Linked DNA regions of Homo sapiens: region 1 is linked to region 2. The links are chromatin loops, found by intact Hi-C in ENCODE. Cell type or tissue: B cell. All regions are shown on one strand. Each heading gives the region's core, and the rest is flanking DNA. Links, peaks and the distances in the headings are about the cores only. Region 1 holds the start of LINC00494 (long intergenic non-protein coding RNA 494). Region 2 has its middle 62 kb from the start of LINC00494.

Evidence for each region. A loop is a pair of places that touch in the nucleus more often than their neighbours do. Peaks named below come from ENCODE experiments on the same cell type or tissue, not always from the same donor. Only the 100,000 strongest peaks of a DNase experiment are listed, where the experiment ranks them.
Region 1: a loop joins it to region 2, with 3 times the contacts of the local background. A loop is called at or near these places in 1 of 110 quality-filtered maps.

What each region holds. Positions count from the first base shown.
Region 1 is chr20:48,357,866-48,362,113 of GRCh38, reverse strand. LINC00494 (long intergenic non-protein coding RNA 494) reads right to left here and starts at 2,203. Exons shown (of 5, transcript NR_026958.1): 1 at 1,964-2,203. In B cell, for the core only: no CTCF peak of the experiment used is centred there; DNase peaks (open chromatin) are centred at 1,673, 2,203 and 3,533; H3K4me3 peaks cover 1,732 bases; H3K27ac peaks cover 3,808 bases.
Region 2 is chr20:48,420,087-48,424,607 of GRCh38, reverse strand. No RefSeq gene overlaps it. Among named protein-coding and RNA genes, the nearest start is that of LINC00494, 62 kb to the right of the region's middle. In B cell, for the core only: no CTCF peak of the experiment used is centred there; a DNase peak (open chromatin) is centred at 2,167; H3K4me3 peaks cover 454 bases; H3K27me3 peaks cover 165 bases.

The DNA.
Region 1 (4,248 bases), core at 1-4,000, 62 kb after region 2:
ACTAGTGGGGTGTGGCGGGGTGCGCCTTTAGTTCCAGTTACTCAGGAGGCTGAGGTGGGAGGATCGCTTGAGCCCAGGATTTTGAGGCTGCAGTGAACTACGATTGCGCCACTGTAATGTAGCCTGAGTAACAGAGTGAGACCTTGTCTCAAAAAATACATTAAATTAACAAATAAACTGAAATTATAATGAGAGTGATTCAAATCTTTCGAAACTAAGGAAGTTCATGGCAGTGTTATTTATAATAACCAAACAAAACAAAACAAAACAAAAAAAACTGGCATCCAGCAATAGAGGACTACTGAAGGCAATTATCATATATCTATGTGATGGAATATTCTGAAGAGATTAAAATTTCTGTTTTGAAGCCTGCTTTATGACATAAAGAAATGTAAGCAACCAGCCTGACCAACATGGCGAAATTCCGTCTCTACCAGAAATACAAAAAATTAGCCGGGCGCCTATAATCCCAGCTACTCAGGGAGGCTGAGACGGGAATTGCTTGAACCTTGGAGGTGGAGGCTGCAGTGAGCCGAGATCGCGCCATTGCACTCCAGCCTGAGCAATAAGAGCGAAACTCTGAAAAAAAAAAAAGAAAGAAAAGAAAAATGAATAAATGTAGGTGATGTAATTTGATGTCAACTCAAGGCAGATTCTGAAGAGTACACGTTCAAACTAAATCCCAGTTTCATAAACCAAGTAGAGTTTTTTATTTTATTTTATTTATTTTTATTTTTATTTTTATTTTTTTTTGAGACGGAGTCTCACTCTGTTGCCCAGGCTGGAGTGCAGTGGTGCGATCTCAGCTCACTGCAAGCTCCGTCTCCCGGGTTCACGCCATTCTCCTGCCTCAGCCTCCCGAGTAGCTGGGACTACAGGCGCCTGCTTACCACACCCGGCTAATTTTTTGTATTTTTAGCAAGAGATGGGGTTTCACCATGTTAGCCAGGATGGTCTCGATCTCCTGACCTCATGATCCGTCCGCCTCAGCCTCCCAAAGTGCTGGGATTACAGGCGTGAGCCACCGCGCCCGGCCATAAACCAAGTAGAGTTCTTACATGTGCATTAAAAATGCTGGACGAAGTCGAATTTTATTTTTTGTCTATATTCTAGGAATAGTTTATAAACTTTCTATTACCTTTTACATCAGAAAATAAATAAACAGCCTTAAGAATAAAACTATAATAAAAGTATAGAGCAGCCTTGAGGTATGACGTGTAACTGTTTTACCATCTGGGACATTTTTAAGCTTCACAAACTCTCCCTTCTTTGTTGGGATGCCCCAGGGCAGGGACCCTGTCTCCTTTCGGTCTTGGTGGCGCCAGGAACACATCAGGGCTCAATAAATAATTGATAACAACAAAGACCCCCAAAGGAGTCCCTTCACTTTGGGTGGCCTGCTGAACTCCTCAAGGCTTTCTCTTAAGTGCATTTCATTTGTTTTGAATTTTTTTCAACTTAAATGGTTGAAAATCAAAGCCAGGAGAGAGCTGTTGGCTTGTGGAGAGCTGGAAAAGAGAAAAATAAAGAGTGAGTACAGTCCCTGCGGGGCCACAGCGTGGGGCCTGGACCTGGGCACCTGCAGCTTCTGAAAGTCCCTTCTCGGGAGACGGAAGGAGAGGCTTTCATTCACATCCTAAAGCGAGATGAAACCACTTTCTGGTTCCTTTTTTGAAAACGGGTGTTTTTGTACCCAGATGGGCTCTGAGGCATATGATCTAAGAGTCAAAAAAGATTGGATGGTGCATGAAAAAACACTGAAAATCCTTAGTATAAGAAAGGTGGACTTGGAGATTAGAGAGAACGGTCCCTGCATCGGAGTCACTTGCTAACAGGTGTGTACTGAGTACCCACCCCTGCCAGGCACTGCTCTGAGTGCCGGGACAGAGCAGGGAACAAAACACCCCCACCCCTCCCGCCCCCGCCCCCGCCCCCGCCCCGCCCCACCTCACGAGTTACTCACGAGTCTGGAGGACAAGCAGTAGCCATTGAACCTGCAACTGCATGATGTGCGGGAGGTGGGGGCTGTTCTAAAGGACGATAGAGGTGAAGGGCAAGGCCGTGTCAGGGGTCAGGAGGCCTCTCTGAGGAGGTGGGCAAGCCCTGGGAAGAGCACCCCAAGCAGAGGCACAGCAGGTGCACAGGCCCCGGGGTAGGAGAGACCTTGGTGATCCTGGGTGAGGAACAGCAGGGAGGTGGGTGTGGCTGGAGCCACGTGACCCAGGGGGAGGTGGGAGGAGATGAGGTCACAGGAGAGGGCGTGGAGTGAAGCAGTGAGGGGTGACCTGTGGCCTGTGGTCACTGTCTCCAGGTGAGCAGGCTCTGGTGGAGAGCCAGGGCTCTCAGGGGTGGTCCTAGGGGCAGCAGCATCAGCACCCCGGGGCCCTGCTGGGAAAGCCAGCTCTGGGCTCTGCTGAGACCTCCTGAATCAGAACCTCAGGGTGGGCCTGGCCATCGGAGTTTTAACAAGGCCTCCAAAACATTCTGACACTCACCAGAGTCTGAGAGACACAGCAGAGCTAGAATCTGGGCTCCAGTTTTCACCCAGGAGACAGGAGGATTCTGGGTGGAAGGGCAGGAGGGACTGGGGTCCCCCCTAGAAGGAGCGCCCCAGGAGGACGCCACACAGGTGGACATTCGCTCCTCCTGGGAATGGTCTCTAAGGGTTCCTTGGACAGGAAAGTGGCTCTCTGAGCTGCCTTAGCGTTGGAGATGCTGGGGTGAGTGCCCCAGGAGCAGGCCTGCACCTGTGACTGAGGGGCGGGGAATAAACACCCCAGCTTCCCCTGTGTCTGGGTGACTCTGAGGGGCGTCCCGTACACAGATCCCAGGCTGCTCAGCAGGATCGAGTTGGGAAGGGGGTGTCAGGACAGGAAGCAGCATGACTAGAGGTGGAAGAACCTTGGCATATGCAGGGCACTGTGTGTAATTCCATCGGGCTGCAGTGTAAGCTTGCAGAGAGGAGGAGGGAGAGTGGAGTGAGATGGAAAGTGACTGATGAAATGTATGTCTCCCCAGGAACGTCGGTCACGGATAAGCCCCCAGTGAAGGGACTTAGGAAGCCTCTCCCCCTTCGTGTTCTTTCCCCAGAGAGTCTTCCGAGATGGAAATGCTTGCAAGGAAGGAAGAGACACTTTCTATCTTCTGCCATCAGAAGCACAGAAGGGTGAAGCCAGGCACACCCAGAGAAGCATCTCATGTTGTGTGTGGCTGCTGCAGCGCTCTCTTGGGCCCTGGGGCAGGAGATGCTCAAAGGTCAACAGGACTTGGGAAGGCAGCTGTGAGTAAAGCCCCCAGTCCTGGTCCTGGACTCACTGCACCAGGGACCCCAAGGGGCTAAACATGACTGGATTGTAGCAAGCCATTTTCAACATGCAAAGAAGCAACCAGGAAGAATGTCTAATTACAGATGTGCTATTTCTCTCCTCTTTCTTCTTCAACTTTCTCATTACCCTCAGTGACATCACAGCAGCTTCCCCTTGTCCTGTGACAAACCCAGAGCAAGGTGCTTTGGGTGGTAGTCAGAGTGACATGGGAGACCCTGAGTTCCACGTGTCTAAGCCCATATTTCCCTCCTTCCTCCCTAGTTCAAGGAGGTAACCAGGCATGGCGACTCCTCCTGGCAGGCACGTTCACAGGACAGAGGCAGGAGCTACTTGAGAGAGATTTAGCTCATTGGAGCGAGGGGCGGGGCAGAGAGGGAAAGAGATGGAGGAGAAGTTTATTGAAGAATGGAAAGGTGCAATGTTCCCCAGGTCCTAGAGATGCGCTGCACTGCAGAGGGTGGCTGTGAGGTCCCACACCTGCAAGCGGGAGTCACTGGATTCTGCTGGTGGCTGACCTGCTGACCAGAGATGTGAGCCCAGTTTCCTCTTCTATAAAATCAGGCGTAGCCCAGTGGCTTTCAATCCTGGTTATATGTTAGTGACATCTGGGAAGGTTTAAAGATTCCTGATGGCCAAGCTGGACCCCAAATCTATCAGATCAGATCATCTGGGTAGAACACAGAAGCACCAGAGTCGATAATGTCCCTCAGGTGACTCAAATGTGCAGCCAACATGGAGACCACTGACCTAAGCTAAGTCCTGTTTATGAGAATGTTGAGACCATGAAATGCTTAGAGCAGGCAAGGCCCTAAGAAATCACCTGACCCAACTTCTGCCATTCACAGGGGAGGAAACTGGTTTTCAGAGAGGCCAAATCACTTGCCCAAGGACACACAGCACATGAGCGGCAGAGCCATTTCCA
Region 2 (4,521 bases), core at 199-4,198:
TGGATCATTACAAGGATGCTAGCATGTACTTTGGCTGTTGTGATAATTCAGGTGAGAGATGACCAGGACTTGGGTGGCACTGTGGACGGGGTAGGAAGTGACTGGATTTGAGATGCATTCCGAAGATGAAGCCAGCAGGATTCCTGATGGAGTGCATATGCTGAGTGAAAGGGAGAAGTCCAAGATGACTCTCTGGTTTGGGGCCTGAGCAACTGGAGGATGCAGTTGCCAATTATAGTAAATTAATGTTTATGTCAAATTCTCAGGACAGCAATTGACATAAAGTAGGCACTGTGTACATTTATAGTATTATCATCTGGTAACTGGGGAGCCAAGGGTTATGTCCATAGATGGATGAAGAAAGAAAGACTTTCAAGTTTGGCTGGTCGCAGTGGCTCATGCCTATTGTCTTAGCAGTCTAGGGGGCCAAGGCAGGAGGATTCGTTGAGCCCAGGAGTTTGGGACCAGCCTGGGCAACATAAGGAGACCTTTCTCTACAGATAATTTAAAAAATTACCTGGGCATGCTGGCACAGGTCCATAGTCCCAGCTAATTGGGAGGCTGAGCTGGGAGGATCGCTCAAGCCTAGGATGTCAAGGCTGCAGTGAGCCATGATCATGCCATTACATTCCAACCTGGACAACACAGCAAGACCCTGTCTCAAAAAAAAAAAAGATATTCAAGTGTTACTTAAAATGTGAAAGAAAAAACAAAGGAATCATCATGTACGGACTGTTTCTTATATACAAGAAGCTCTTCACTTTGGTTTTACGTGAATTAACACATGCAGTCTTCTCAAGGACACTATGAGACCATTTCTATTATTATTCCATATTACAGACGTAAAAATAGAGGGTCAAAAGAAGTAAAATAACTTATTTACCAGAACGTATTAGTATTGGAATTTCAAATCCAGACTGTTTAGCTTCAGAGAAGTGAACTAATAAGCTCCACTACTTCTAAAGCAGAAAATAAAAATTATATCATTGGCAGGATGTCAGCCTTCCTAGTCAATAGCCACTCTCTGAAGTTGACAAGTCTAGAGCTAGAACTTGAAGGTTAATATTTAGAGTTCCAGAAGCACCAAAAAATTTGAAACTATCAAAAGTGGTCAACCCTAGGCATGGACTGAAGGTGAAAACATAGGACCTGAGGACTGTTGCTTTTTGTTTTCAATCCGATTTAATTTAATAAAATATAAAACCTTAAAAAGTGTGTTTTTCTTTTCTTTCTATTGACTCTGAGCCAAATTCCCATTAAAGAACTAGAAACTCCATCCACTCAAGTTCAGCTTCAAGATGCAGGGTAAGGAGGAGCCAGAGGTCACACTTACAGAATTACCCAAACCAGGGCAATTAGGCAAAACCAAGGAAGTTAATTATCTAGGTCAGTAGTTGGCAAACGTTTTCTAAAAAGAACCAGAGGGTATAAAATAGAAAGTATTTTGGCTGGGTGTGGTGGTTCTTGCCTGTAATCCCAGCACTTTGGGAGGCCGAGGCAGGCGATGGCTTGAGGTCAGGAGTTTGAGACCAACCCGACCAACACAGTGAAACCCCGTCTCCACTAAAAAAAATACAAAATTAGTTGGGCATGGTGGTGCATGCCTGTAGTACCAGCTAATCAGGAGGCTGAGGCAGGAGAATCACTTGAACCTGGTAGATGGAGGCTGCAGTGAGCTGAGATCATGCCACTGCACTCCAGTCTGGGCGACAGAGTGAGACTCCATCTTGGACAAAATATATATATATATTTTAGGTTGTGGAGGCCATTCTGCCCTCAATTCTCCCCATTTTATTGCAAAAGCAGCCACAGTCAATATGTAAATGAATGAGTGTGTCCGTGTTGCAATAAAACTTTATTTACAAAATCAAGTGTAATCAGGTTTGGCCCACAGGCTGTAGTTTGTTGACTTCTGAGCCAGAAATTCAGAATGAGATGGTGCAGGCCAAAGGATGGCTCTGCAGGATGTACCTTCCTGGAGAAACCTACCAGAAGGGATGCATTGGGAACATCTGGGAGTTCACCCAGTCTCACCATGAGAATGGAGACCCCTGTATCTGTAGGTCATTTGTGCACGCCTGAAAGATGCCACCAGGCTTGACAGAGGCCTGGCCAGAGCCTCAGAATAAACTGAAACAAAGTGGAAGGGGAATGGGCTGTTTTGCATAAATTACTGATGCATTGAGAAGATGGTTTTTCATGCTGATTGGCAATAGGTCTCTGGTGGATTTAAAATGTCAATGTAAACAACCTTTGCTGAACCAGAGTGCACTGCCTTTAGAAAACCAGACAAAGAATCCAGAACTTACAGAAGATGAAACAAGAAAAAGTGGGGATTTGTTGCTTATATTATGAAAGCATTCATCATTTTACACCAAGAAAGATTTCTAAAGCAGAAAATAAAATTATATCATTGGCAGGAAGTCAGAATGTGATTTGTTTCACGAAAATTCGATTAACACACCTCCTTCCATAAAAATCCCTGCAGTACTGACCTGTCCGCTGACTGTCCCCATCATATGCTCCAGGAGAGCAGGGACCCTACAGGTTCCTTTTCCATTCTGTCACCACTGTGCTCAAGTTGAAGCTCAATGGGTATTTGCTGTGCAAGTGGATGACTGACAGGTTTCTTTCTACCAATTAATTTATGAATATTTTATGCAGAAATTCCAGAAAGACCTAGATCTTTTTCTTTTGTGTGCTCAGGGCTCTTTGATTAGGATGTAGAGAGCTGGGACATAAACTTGAATTAATTAAGGTCATACAAGGTATCAAACTCCAAAATGTGAGTGGCTTTACCAAATAAAGGTTTGTTTCTTGTTCCTCTAATTGTCCAAGCGAATGCTCCTGGTTGTGTGTAGGGAGTGCCCCCCTGTGGTTTGGGGACCCAGGATCCTTCTCTCCTGTGGCACTGCCACCTTCAGCTTGTGGCTCTCAAGATAGCTCTGTGGGGCGTTCATCTTTGTTCTGGATGCCCTGAAGCATCCACCATGAAAGCTTACACTCCATACCTGCACCTGATACAGAGGACGCTGGAAATGTGGTCTCCATGTGAATCCAGGAAGAAGAAATGGGTTTGTGATGAGCACACGCTTTGCCACACACAAAATAACAGTATGTTAAGATAGAAGTTTATTTCTCTAGCACACAATAGTCAAAAGCAATGGCCCAGGGCTGCTGTGGCGGCTCCATTGTCAGGGACCCCAGCTCCTCCTGTCTTCCTGTTTTGCCATCACTAGGCTAGGACCTTTGGCAGCAAGCTCCAAGATGCTTCCTTTCTGTACTCAGAGTCCTGCCAGCAGGACTCTTATATCTAAGGGTACACAGAGTCCGGCTAGCAGGACTCATCTCTAAGGGTACACATAACCTGCATCCCTCACTTCTCACATCCCTTTGGACAGATCGTGGTCAGGTGGCACATCTCCTGCAGGGGGACTGGGAACAGCAATCTTTAGCCTAGGTGACCAAGCACCCAACTAAAAATCACTGTCTGAAGGAAGGGAAGGACACTGGGGTACAAGGAGCCATCTCTACCCAGGAATTAAACAGAAAAGACCTTTCTGGAGGAATGGAAAGAGCTGGAAGGAGAACAGAGAAATGAACTAAAATGGAATAGAAGGGGAATGTGCTGTTTTGCATAAATTACTGATGCTTTGAGAAGATGACTTCTCATGCTGATTGGCACTGGGTCTCTGGTGGATTTCAAATGTCAGTGCAAACAACCTTTGCCAAACTAAGACCGCCCATCAAGGTCGTCAAGACTGGGTCCAGTAGATAAATATTCCCCACAGTAAAATCAGGATGTTCTTGCTGGAAAAATCCGATTCTGGGCCTCTTAGCAAACGTCCATAGCAGAGTTCCACGGGAACAGCGATCCTCAGCCCTATTAGACTGAACTGTATTTTATGATATCTTATGATGATGCTTTACTATTCTAAAATGAAATTCAAAAATAATAGGAATTACCTATATGTATAACCTAAAAGCAAATCAGGATGATGTCTTAATTGTAATATAAAAGAGGGAAAAGGGAACAAGCTTGTTATAAAATAATACAGATAATACAAAATAATAACTTCTATAAAATGAACTTATAATAAATATGTGAAAATGATTACGTGTAGCTACACTAGACAAACCCCAGAAGCAGCGAGACGTCTGCACCTCCAGTGATGAGTAGGCCAATCAAAGAGCAGGAAGCCACACGGCTCAGCAGCACTCTGCACAGGCAGTTAGGGAAAAAGGAACAGTGGTGTCTGTGGGCAGAGACTACAAACTCTATGTTCAATGTCCTTTGAAAGCTGCCATCAATACCTAGAGTTCTGTGTAAAATGGAGTGAGTTTCTAGGCTCATGAATTATTCTAAGGGATATGGATAAGTCATGGGACTTTGTTGTGTCTGAGTGTCCTGAATGTGGCAGAATTCTAGTGTCCCTGGACTCCTATTGAATAATTGAATAAATGTCAGTGTCCCCAATCAAAACACAACCAAAACCATCCCCACAATATCCAAAATGCCCC